Regions from separate parts of the Homo sapiens genome. Here region 2 is linked to region 1. A link is a contact called in ENCODE Hi-C or POLR2A ChIA-PET data. All regions are on one chromosome and are shown on one strand. Each heading gives the region's core, a stretch centred on a gene start or an enhancer-like site at or near the end of the contact. The rest is flanking DNA. Distances are from core to core; before and after follow the strand shown. Region 1 holds the start of SLC66A1 (solute carrier family 66 member 1). Region 2 overlaps CAPZB (capping actin protein of muscle Z-line subunit beta).

Region 1 (6,407 bases), core at 3,210-5,709:
GAGTGCTTCTCCCAGGGAGGAGGGCAGGGGAAATGTGTTCCAGGCTGAAGTATGAAAGGAGGTGGGGAAGGAAGGGTCCAAGGTGCACAGATAGGCAGGAAGGAAGCAGATGCCCAGTGGCCAGGCTGAGGAGCTTGAATGGCATCCTGAGGGTACATGGGAGCCATCTGCAGGCTTTCAGCAGGGGAGTGGCTGCTATGCAGACGGCACAGGGGGCAGTCAGGGGGGCAAAGAGAGCCCAGGATTAGCAGGAGTCCTGGAGACCTTGGCCTCTGCAGCCCCGGCCCTCACCTGGTACACAGTGGGCAGGATCCAGCCATTGCTCTTGCAGAGGGTACAGATCTCGGCCACTTCCCAGCTAGCATAGTTGGAGAGGCCAAGCTCCACGAACTTGCCCTGCATGGGTGAGGCTCCAGTCAGAACGCAGTGTAGCCCAGACCAGGAAGGGGAGGCCAGGGTGGGGCCCCAGGGAATGGGGCTATTCCCTGCCCCACCCTGGGACTGCCCTGGTGCCTCTGCTCTCATGAGTAGGATCAGGATAAAGAAAGGAGCAGGAGCCCACCTTTGGAGCTCGGAGGGCCCCCTCACCTCCTGGTGCAGCCGCTGGCAGGCATGCAGCGTCTCTTCCACCGGGGTGCCGTGGTCAGGTGCGTGTAGGTAGAAGAGGTCCACTTGGGGACACTGCAGCCTCTTCAATGACGTCTCCAGCTGGGACCGGACACTGTCAGGCTTTAGTGATTTTCCATCCCAAGGGTTGGCCTTGGTGGCAATTTTCACTTGGAGAGAGAATGGAATGGTTAAGTGACCTATTAGAGCCATTTGCTAACCATGTAACCCTGGCTAAATTACTAATATTCTCTTGGCCTCAATTGTATGATCTGTAAAATGGGGTGATAATAATCAAACTGTCCTCATTGGGAGGTCCTGGGGATTAAATAATGTCATATATGTGAGTTCTCAATGTTCACCTATTAGAATAACTATCATTAGTCACCAACCTGCTGGCTGTGCCAGGCCTTGCACTAGAGACTGAGTATGCAGAGATGAACTGAACACAATGGATCTCTGCCCTCCTGGAGCCCTAGAGGATGATGGTACAATATGGTAAGCACAGGAGGGAAAGGCACACGATGCCAAGGAGCCCAGATGAGATGCATGAAGCCAACTTGGAGACTCCAGGGAAGGCTTTCTCTAGGGGATCACTCCCAGAGTCCCAGCCAACAAGGAAGAGCAGGAAGTACACTCCAGAGCATGGGAACCCATGCAAAGTCAAAGAGGCAAAAAAACACTATGTGAGGCTCCAAACCTTCAAGTCTAAGTTATAAGAGCATAAATTCTAGAGCAAGGAGCAGTGGGACGTAGGACAAGAGACAGGGACAGACCTCATCCCAAAAGTTCTTAAATACCATCCCACTGAATCTGAACTTGATCATTCCAGATTTTGTCAGGGTGTGAACCGGTCACCTGTGTTCACACTTGGCTGCAGTATAGAGAAAGAAGTCAAGGGGGCAGGCCTGGAAGAGTTTAGGAAAGCGAAGCAGCCACATAAATGTGGCCCAGTGGTAGAGATCAACTTGAGAGCTTAGAAGGCAAACTGAGCAGAATGTAATTATAATTCTCCCCTCCCCTTCCTGACTCACAGAAGCATGAGCATATATCCAAACACTGTAGGGACACATCGCTATGACAACAGTGTTCTGCATCCGAGCAGCTTGGAAATGAGTTAATTCTGCACTATTCTTTCCCCTATAAAGAACCCCAGCTGTTGGTCCAGATGTAGTGGCTCAAGTCTGTAAACCTAGTTTGGGAGTACTTTGGGAGGCTGAGTAGGGAGAATTACTTGAGCCCAAGAGTTTGAGATAATCCTGGACAATGTAGCAAGACCCTCCCTCTACAAAAATAAAAATTAAAAAAGAACCCCAGCTGGGCCAGGAAAGGTAGCTCACGCCTGTAATCCCAGCACTTTCGGAGGCTGAAGTGGGTGGATCACCTGAGGTCAGGAGTTCGAGACCAGCCTTGGCCAACATGGTGAAACTCTGTCTCTACTAAAAATACAAAAATTAGCCAGGCGTGGTGGCACGTGCCTGTAACCCCAGCTACTTAGGAGGCTGAGGCAGGAGAATCACTTGAACCTGGGAGGCAGAGGTTGCAGTGAGTCCAGATTGTGCTACTGCACTCCAGCCTGGGCGACAGAGTGAGACTCTGTGTCAAAAAACAAAAAACAAAACAAAAAAAAAGAACCCCAGCTGTCTGGATTGGTTGGGGGATGGATTCTGCACTTTTCATACTTAGCAAAGTCAGCTCAGTAGCTCAGAAGGGTGTCACGAGATCAGTTGGGATATGGGACAGAACAAGTTCCACAGTTTCTCATCCAGATTTTCTCCATTTCCCCACAACGCCCCAGGCATTCTTGGCATGAACTGTGCCTCAGGCCTGGCCTGAGGACTTTGGTTCAGTGAGCTCCTGGCCCCAAAGACGGAAGCGGGGAAGGGTTAGAGAAGAAAAACCAACTCAGGAACAAAATCTTCATTATTAATAGTATGTAACGTGGCCGGGCGTGGTGGCTTACACCTATAATCCCAGCACTTTGGGAGGCTGAGGTGGGCAGATCACTTGAGGTCAGGAGTTGAAGACCAGCCTGGCCAATATGGTGAAACCCCATCTCTACTAAAAATACAAAAATTAGCTGGGCGTGGCCGTGTGCACCTGTAATCCCAGTTACTTGGGAGGCTGAGGCAGAGGTTGCAGTGAGCTGAGATCGTGCCATTGCACTCCACCCTGGGTGACAGAGCAAGATTCCGTCTCAAATAATAATAATAACAAAAACAACAACATGCAGCCAGGTGAACTAGAAACAGCGTGGGCCTGAGATTCACATTTGCCCTCTTTTCCCCCCGACCCCCCAAGCGCTATGACTCAGGAGGACCCAGAGAGAACCTCTCCTCAGGGGTGGGGAGCAACAGCCTCAGGATAGTCCAGTGGGTGAAGCATGGTAAGGGTAACAGCCCACGTTCCCTGGGCCCTCACTGAGTGCCAGGCACCCTCCCAAGGGCTATCAAGGGCACCAGGCTCACGAGGGACAGTCCCCTCCATCCTCCACTCAAGCCCCACCTGCCCAGTGGCCTTCCTTTCACACATCACGCACATTGCATTTCCAAACCAAGTCTTTGCACAGACTCTAATGTTCCTTTCTCTTGTTCTCCTCCAACCTACCATTGAGCCTTTAAGGCTGAGCTCCATCCAGCATTTGCTGAGCCTTCCCTAGTGCCTCTCCCCGGCCTGCAGCTCCCTAAAGTACTCTCTCTTCTGGGCTCTCCAGCAATCATTACTTCAATCTTCCTCATTAGACTCTGAACTCCCTGTGGAGGGCTGGAATCACTTTCCCTCCTATGGCCCCAAGTCAAAGCCTGGCATAGAGTGGATAGAAAGTCCCTACACCCTGACCCGTCCGCACTCCCTAACACTCCTACTCTCCCAGCCAGCCTTACGGCATCGCCACAGTTCTCCCTGAGAGAGGCAGAGGTACTGCCAGCTGCACAGGTCAAATTCTAGTGGTTAAGAAAAGGCCAGGATGAGAAAAGGGTGCCCAGGGTGTGCATGCGTGATGATGGTAACGAAGGGGTAGAGAAAAGGGGGAGAGCCTGGGTGGGGACCGGTTGTGGGCACCTGGCAGGTTTGGAGGCGGGGGCATCAATGGAGGTGGGAAGCGATGGGTCAGACCAGGCTGGGGGGAGACTCTCGCGCTGCAACTCCCAAGGGAAGGAGAGTGGGGGAAAGGAGTCAGGGCAAAGCACTGTCTAGTTGTCCCGGGGTTCCCAGAGCTGCGGGGTGGACCTGGGGTGGGGAGCGAGGGACGAATCCGTCGGTGCTGCCCGCGGCCGGGCCCGAGCGGGGTGGTGCACGGCTGGGGACAGGCTCAGCTCTACACGATGCATGGGGAGGATCTGCAGCTACTGTTACCTCTGCAGTCGCCACCGCCCAGCCCGAGCCCCAGGCCGCCCAGGATGGTCTCGGACTGGCCGTCGCTGTACATGAAGGCCGTGTCCAGTTCGGTGTGGCCGCGCTCCAGAAAGGCGCGCACGGCCGCGGCGCTGGCGGGCGCGTCCATGCGGCGCCCCATCTCCATGGTGCCCAGCACCGAGGCGACCCGCGGTGGCGGTGGCCGGGACATGGCGAGCGCGCGGGCCTCGGGCGGCGGAGAGCGAAGCGCGCAGTGGACGGCGGCGCGGGAGACTACGCGAGACGCGGCACTCAGCATAGCAGCGGCGCCTGCGCGTTGGGAGCCGGGGGCCCCGCCCATGCCGGGGAGGAGCGCGGAGGCAGTTGGGGGCGGGGACAACAGGCGCGGCCCCAGCGGCGCCTCCAGGCCCGGTCAGCCCAGCGCGCGGCGTGGGGGCGGGGCCTGCGGTTCCCGCGGGGGCGGTGGCGCGCGGTCAGCTGACCCGGCGGGCCTTGACCCAGAAGCTGGGCCCTGGCGGCGGATCTGGACGTGGTGAGCCGGACCGGGGGCAGGTGGCAAACTTCACGGCTGGGGGTCGGGGCTCCTGGGCTTCCCTGCCACATCCTTCCAGCCCTCTCCTCCGGCCGCTGGACTGTCCCGGCTCCTGCGCCCTCCTTGTGGCGCGATATCGTGGGACGAGGCTCCGGGCCGGGACTGGGTGGCCCTCGGGAATCCGCAGCCAGTGGCCCCCCACCTCAAAGGCGACCAGCGCGGCCTCTCGAGCTGGCCTGGCCAGGAGTTGCCCTGCCCCGGCCGACCGGCCCCTTGGCATCTGATGGCTTCGTTTTTCCCGGGCCGGCCGGGCGAGGGGCCCTCGCGGCGCTGGCCCCAGCAGCTGTCCTATCATTATCCCTCCAAACAGGCGGCCCGCGCCGGGCTGAGTCACCAGGAGGGAGCTGTGGCCGAGGACGCCGAGGCCTGGAGTGGGTGGTAGCCCCGAGCTGGGACGCTCCTCCCTCCACAATCTCCCCAGGTCTGCAGGGACCGAGGGCCTACACTGCCTCCTCCCACGCCGTGCTTAGGGTAGGTTTCCAAACGTGTAAATGGAGAGTCTGAGTCTGGAAGTGTGAGGGGTCCCGGGCCTGGGTCACAGGTCATGTCTAATCAACGCTTACTGAAGGCGCCTGTGTGCCCGGACGCTGGAGGGGCTACAATGAGAACAAATAATAGTCATTTTGGGCTGTTGGTGTTGAGTGCCAGTGCCAGGCACCCTTGTAATCGCTTGGCCTGGATTGTCTCATTTAACTCTGCAGTCAGCCTAGGTGGTGGGTATTGCATTATTCCCCTACTTTTCAGATGAGAACTACGAAGCTCAATCACTTGAGTTCCAGACTGGTAGGCATCGGGCAGGTCTGTTCCAGAGTGCTTTTCTCCTCAACCCTGGGCTGTTCGAGCTCACAGCTTTCTCCCCTTCCTTTCTCCTTTCCTTCCTCTTCTCTCTCTTCCACCCTTTCTCCTTTCTCACCCGTTTCCTCTCTTCTTCACTCTGTCCTTCTCTCTACCTCTCTCTTTCTCTCACTGTCTCTCAACATTTGCTGAACCTCTAGGTGTGTTTACACCTGGAGAATAAGAAATGCACAACCCAGGGTGGGGAGAGTACGTTTCAAAGACAGTGGTCGCAGAGGACGGTGGTAGCGTTCTTCAGGTGTGTGGACAAGGGGAGAGGAGGAGGTGGAAGGTCCTGTCCAGCCAGCTCTCATGGGGCATCTTTGAAAGGGCAATTTAGAAGTGAGTCTTCTTATCTCATGACCAGGCCCTTGAAGGGGAGCAGGACACTTCTAGGGGAAGAGATGGCACGTGCAGAAGCCTGGAGACCTGAAATGACTGAAGACGTGGGTCAGGAGGCAGGAGATAAGGTTGGGAGGGCAGTTCTTGGAGTAACTTGAGGCCTAGCCTCAGGTAATTTGGACTTCATCCTGTAGACAAAGGTGGACACATGATTGGCTGTGATCATGTGCCCGAAGCACCCTGACTCAGCTTGGGATCAGGGAGAGGAGTTTGGGTGTGGCAGGAGATGTCATCTCCAGCCCAACCTTTCTCAAAGTGCACTAGATGGAGCAGAATCGCTGGAGGGCTTCTTAAACCCAGAATCTCTAAGCCCCAGCCCAGGTGCACTGACTCCAAATTTTGAACATGCACCCTCCAAGGGTGATTCCAGGGTACCGCTTCTGGGGTCCTTCCCATCCCTGCAGGTGAGGTCAAGCTCCATTGCAACCTTGGACATCCATTTGCTCAGAGCTGTTTGAACAGGATGTGGGCCCATGCCTGGCTTCTAGGTGACAGGAACTACGCAGGATGGCCCTCAGAGCCAGGCCTTTCTGTTCAGGGATCAGGTGTGTCTCAGAGTGTCCCGAGCTCCACATTGCACATGGGTCCTGTCCAAGGTCAGGGGGACACCCACCCAGTA
Region 2 (5,860 bases), core at 2,612-5,111, 120 kb after region 1:
ATGTCTACAGCTGCTGCCTCCACATGATCCTGGCTGGTTTCATGTAACAAGCGACTAATCCCTGCACTTTGTCAACTGGCAGTTAGACACATAATTATGGGCAATCCTGAGACGTCTTCAAGGGATGCCGTACATGTTGTCCATTTCCCACTCAATGGCACGAGAAATTCAAGAAGCCTTTCACAAAAGTGGAAGCTGAGTAAAGCAGGGTGCTCCTGTCTTCCAAATAACAGTTAAAAGAAAAAACAATTCAGAAAAATGTCGACCACGTGTTCACTGACGAAGGCTAAGAAAAGTAAACTCCTTTTTTCATAGCAGAAGCAGCCAATTCACATAAACCAAACAGATTTATAAGATGGCCTAGATGAAATCTATAATATTTGGACACAGGTTTACTCCAACAAAACCCTGCACATGGCTTCCAAAGACATCGGGGAGAAGCTTCAGTCCAACCTGCAAACAGCACAAACGGGCATGTCTGGATGGGAAAGCAAAAAGGTTTAAAGGATCTGGAAAAAACGAAGGCTCCATCAATCCAAATATTTTATCTAGAAGGGGGTGGTGCTGCTTTTTTGACTTATGTCCAAAAGGAAGCTTGAGGAAAAGAACACAGTGCTTATTGATCCAACAAACCACTTGGGCTATTTCTTCCCTGGGCTCTTGGGCTCCAATTTCAGATGCCTGTGTGTGACTCAATATGGAAGACTCTATCAAATCTCTATTTGTCCCTGTCGGCCTTCCCCATCCAGCTCAAGGGTAACTCTATTACAGCACCACGCTCTACACTGACACCATGGGCCCAGCACTGCAGAGCACAACAGAATTCTGCAACAACTGGCCCTCTGGCTCCCCTAAATAGATCACCAAAGTTTTAAACATATTTTAGTGACAGAAATGTACAATGCAACACTCTACCCACCCATGATACCTTTGCAAACTTAACCCAAGACCTGTCATAACGTTGCCCTCTTCCAATTAATGTCAGGACCCACTGGGTAGGGAGATGCCTGAAACATGACATCCTTTGGGCTTCGATTTTCCAGACCAAAGACAGAGTCCTTGAAGGTCTGCAGCTGGCAGAAAGACCTTGGAAGTAAGACAGACAAGAGTTCAAAGCCCATACTCGCCATTTCCTAGCAATTAAGGTCTGAATAATTCCTTCACCTCTCTGAGCCTCGATTCCTTCATCTGTTTAGCGGCAATAATAATCAAACCTATCTTACAGGGTTATTTTGAGAACAATATCACAAAATATGTGTAAAGAAAGTAGCATAGTTCCTAAAACAACAAATATTCAATTAAATAAAAAAAAAACAAAAACAGGCATTGGCTGGGCATGGTGGCTCACATCTATAATCCTAGCACTTTGGGAAGCTGAGGCAAGAGGACAGCTTGAGGCCAGGAGTTTGAGACCAACCTGACCAACAGAGTAAGCCTTTTTTTTTTTTAAGGGTTAAAAAAATACAAAACAGGTATTATCACCATCTTCTTATACAGAACTTCATTTCAGAAAACATAAGATTATAATGTTTCTAGCCAACGCAGTGGCTCATGCCTGGAACCCCAGCACTTTGGGAGGCCGAAATGGGAGGATCACTTGAGCCTAGGAGTTCAAACCAGCTTGGGCAACACGGTAAAACCCCGTCTCTACAAAAAATACAAAAATTAACTGGGCATGCCTGTAGTCCCAGCTATTTGGGAGGCTGAGGTGGGAGGACAGATTGAGCCTGGGAGGTCGTGGCTGCAGTGAGCCACGATTGTGCCACTGCACTCCAGCCTGGGGGACAAAACACCCAAAAGGCAGGAGAGTGGGTAGCCACAGAACAAGGGGCCTGATAATCAAGTCAGTCAAAAAGTTTTTTTTTTCCTTTCTGTCTCAAAGGAAAAAAAAAAACACACTCATTATAATATGGAATTAAACATATACACGCACACTCTCACTTATGTAAGTTAACATTCCCTAAAGGCATGAGAGTGGGTAGCCCCGGAACATGGGGCCTGAAAATCAAATCAGTCAAGGCCGCTCCTTTTTGGTTCTTTTGGGTAAGCCAAAATGATCTTTACTAGTGGAAACATTATTCCTCCATCAACAGACAAGTTTCCTGAGAGCTGGTGAACATCTTGCCAACAAGACATATTTCGCAAGCTCAAAACCTTTCTTTCCATCCCCAATCAAACGCTGAGTGTTATGTCTCAAGAAGAAAGCTGGCTGAGGAAGGAGCTTAACATCCTTCCATGAGCAAAAAGAATTAAAGAAAGGGAAGCAACAAGTTCCAGTTCCAAAATAGCTTTTTGATAACTAGGAACTAAGCCCAGCCCTGGACAGTATTACTGACTCTCACCACCACCTAAAGCAGGCTCTGCCAAACACAGCACAACAACCAACTGCTACTAACAACTTTCACTAAGCAGGTAGTGCACGGCAGGCGCTGACTTAGGGCTTAAAACACAGCTATAATAGTAATAGCTAAAACTTATTAAGCCATTCTTCTAAGTGCTTTATATGCCAATATCTCATGTAATCTTAAAAATGAACCAAGGAGTTAAGTGCCAGTATCAGTCTCAGATGCAGAAACTGAGGTACGGAGAGAGTGGTGAGCTTACACATTTAAATGGATGGCAGAGCTGGGGTTCAAAGGCAGGTGCATCTGACCCCAGAACCTGTGTGCCTACTCAATACTCCACAGAGCCCAGCAGCTGGGCCACCTGTGCTAAGAACCACTGCCATCTCTTTGTTTTAAAGTCTCCAAAAGAAGAGGAGCGGGTTATTTAGCACCTACTTTTGCACAGTTGAGTCACAAGTGAGGAAGGCAGCACCGCTCTCTAGTTAAGGATACAGGTTGGAAAGCAAGATTGTCTGCATTCAAATCCTGACTCCACCGGGTCCCAGCTGTGTGACCTTGGACAAGTCACTAAACTCTTCTGAGCCTCGAGTTCCCCCATCTATAAATGAGGGTAGTAACACAGTAGTCACCCCTTATCTGCAGTTTTGTTTTTTGGCAGTTTCAGTTACCTGTGGTCAACCATGGTCTGAAAATACTAAGTGGAAAATTCCACAAACAATTTGGAAGTTTTAAATTTCACGCCGTTCTGCGTGATGAAATCTCATGCCTTCCCACTCCATCCTGCCTGGGACATGAATCATCTTTTTGTCCCGCGTATCCACACTGTACAAGCTATGTACCCGTTAGTCACTCAGGAGCCAGCTCGGTTCTCAGATCCACTGTCATGGTGTCACAGTGCTTGCGTTCAAGTTACCCTTATTTTGCTTCATAATGGCCCTAAAACACAAGAGTAGTGATGCCAGCAATTCAGATATGCCGAAGTGAAGACAAAAGGGCTTCTTTAAGTGCAATTTCTCAATTTAATAAAGGAAGGGAAAAACTATATGCGGAGACTAAGATCTATGGTAAGAATGAGTCTTCTATCTAAAATTTTGAAGGAAAAGAAATTTGTGCTAGTTTTGCTGTCACACCTCAATGCAAAGCATATAGGGTTCGATATTATCTGTGGTTTCAGGCATCCAATGGGGGTCTTGGAGTATATCCCCCATAGCTAAGGAGGGACAACTGCTATACATACATTATACTGTTATTTTAAGGATTATGTGGGGGTAATCCTCATTCAGCATCTGGCACATACCTGGGACATAGTCACTGCTCCATAAATTCTACATGTTAAGTCAACAGAAAAGAGGAAGAAACAAGAAAGTAAAAGCATATAATCTAACAATTTCACAACAAAGGCCTCGCTGGCCTTCTGCCAACCTCCAGAAAACAGTGCTGGACTCTGTGTACCCGCAGTGTGGCTGGGACTGCAGACACCAGGAAGACCTTGGGACCTGTGGAGCCTGGATGGTTCAGTTGTCTGAGCCAAGGAGGGCTGGATTAGGCTCAGTGATCGAAGCTGAGCAAGTTTCAGCACATACCTCTACAAAGTGGACGCCCAGGGATGGCTGATATGATGATTCTTTAGGAAGCCAAATGCTCAGTTTCTCAGAAAGGTGTTTTCCTGTTTCATGACAGATAAAAAGGTTTCTCATCCAGACAAATAAATCTGCTGACTGAGAGCTTTCATTAAAAGCAAACAGTCTTGCAATAAGGAACCGTAAGCTAGGAAGGCCTTCCATGAATATATGAAATGTCACAAGTCCTCAGCCTGTGTCTGAGAGTGAGAGAGGGAGAAATTTGAGAAGGTGCTGACCAGCTCAAAGACTGGGATATCATAACCCTAACAACATCCAGTCAGTACATTCCTCACCTACAAACGAAAATCACAGGCAAGGCCACGCACCGCTGAGTCCCAGGAGACACACCTTCCCAAATAAGTGTTTGGGTGGGTTGCTGTTAACTTCCAATAAAGCAGATAAATGTCATCAATTGCTTCCTGTCTTCAGGTCTTGTCAATACAGAATGCTAAGTCCGCTAGCCTCGAAAGCCTGTGTACCTTCCACAGTCTTAAAGACTTGATGGGAAACTGGAAAAGCAATCAGGAACAGAACACCATGGGCACGAGACTCATTCCAGGTACTGTCACAGCAAGATACCCTTCTAGTATTCCAAAGCTAGGAACACACCTCCCCTTGCTCCCGCCAGCCCAGGGAAACCGAATAAGCTGTTTACCAGGGACCCCAGCAAAGCGAGCCTCAAAACTCACCAGTGGGAGAACTTCATGACACAAAGAGAAAACATTGTTGCTTTCATTTGCCAATTTTTAAATACTTAGCTCATAAGTTCTGTGACCAAAACTAATAGAAGGCTCGGGAGGAGAGCTCGGAAAAGCAGAGGGGGTTGTTTTCCTAGGCTCCTTCCTCTAACACGAAGGTGGAAATCAATTCGCTTTCCCCTTCTAACCCTTGAATCCCTGGAGAACGATCGTATTTGGATGGCCTACGAATGCTCAGCTTTCCAGTAGTGCCCCAGACGAGGAATCCATCCATCCAAGTATTGTTCTTACCTCCCACTACCTCCTACGTCAGGGGAGGGGACCGGGCACATGGTTCCGAGGTCATGCTCCTCACTTAGAGGATCGTGGGAATGCTTACGGAAACACTTGTCACGGCGCTGCCAGCTGGAATCGCTGCTTAAGAAGAGGCTGGAAAACTAGGGAGTGCGCGATCAGAGACGGGAGGCTGGGGAGAGCAGGGAGGCAGATGTTGTGTGTTATCACTGAAACAAACACAAGCCATCCAGTTGTGCACTTCAGCTACGTGCGGCTTAGCGTACTTCGATAATGCCTCCAGAAAGTCAGGGAAAGGAAATACAGAGGAAGCTGGGCCTCTCTTCTACCACCTCGAAACTGTCCTGCTGCCAAACAGATCTGGGAAAGCAGGTTTTAATGAGAAAATTCAATTAAGAAATAAACTTAAGTAACCCCATAGCATGCTGAGTGAAGAGAGGAGCCTTTCTCAAGTGTCTTAGTGCCGAGGAGTGGACCAAGGGGCTCTGAAAAATGACCAATGAGGCTTCCCGCCACTCAGAGGAAGCCAAGCTCAGAAAGGCCACGAAGACCATCCTCGCTTAAGCGCGGGGCCAGATTCCAAGGCCAGGTCTGCTCCGCCTCATCCATTTCTTGTGCTGCTTCCCAGTGAGACTCAGCAGAGGACACACGAGGCCACATGAGGTACTCACATCAGGATCTCAGCTCTCTAACACAGGGAGGGGTGCAACGAAGGCAAGGACACAGGTGCTGTGCGTGACTCCCCACCGGGGCCGGCGGGCACTGGGTGGCTCAGAGATCATTAGGAACGGTCGCTCCCTCCCTTTCTCCTGGTTTCCCTTCTGTCCTCTGATAGAGGAAAGTGGCTTAGATCATTCTCACAGGAAGATTAAATCCAGAGCAAGGGAAAGGGATAGGAATC

Evidence for each region. Hi-C counts contacts between places; a loop is a spot of excess contacts on that map. ChIA-PET counts read pairs that join two places held with the same protein, here RNA polymerase II (POLR2A). Pooled maps may share reads with other maps.
Region 2: a pooled map shows a loop between it and region 1 (3-fold over the local background). The contact joins the enhancer-like site here to the promoter of SLC66A1 in region 1. A Hi-C loop is called at or near these places in 2 of 50 pooled maps. POLR2A ChIA-PET finds 5 or more read pairs at or near these places in 2 of 52 experiments (A673 and GM12878).

The regions. Positions count from the first base shown.
Region 1 is chr1:19,307,867-19,314,273 of GRCh38, forward strand. It overlaps SLC66A1 (solute carrier family 66 member 1), which reads left to right and starts at 4,460. Exons shown (of 8, transcript NM_001040125.2): 1 at 4,460-5,023. AKR7A2 (aldo-keto reductase family 7 member A2) reads right to left here and starts at 4,278. Exons shown (of 7, transcript NM_003689.4): 1 at 3,961-4,278; 2 at 589-776; 3 at 292-396. The coding sequence starts at 4,258. RefSeq lists an enhancer at 3,869-4,368 and silencers at 3,960-4,599, 4,680-4,769.
Region 2 is chr1:19,433,115-19,438,974 of GRCh38, forward strand. All of the region lies in intron 1 of CAPZB (capping actin protein of muscle Z-line subunit beta), which reads right to left. Among named protein-coding and RNA genes, the nearest start is that of CAPZB, 49 kb to the right of the region's middle. Within about 2 kb of position 3,862, at least 29 of the 41 ENCODE cell types and tissues checked have a DNase peak (open chromatin) inside an H3K27ac peak, as active enhancers do; they include A673, where a contact is called at or near this core.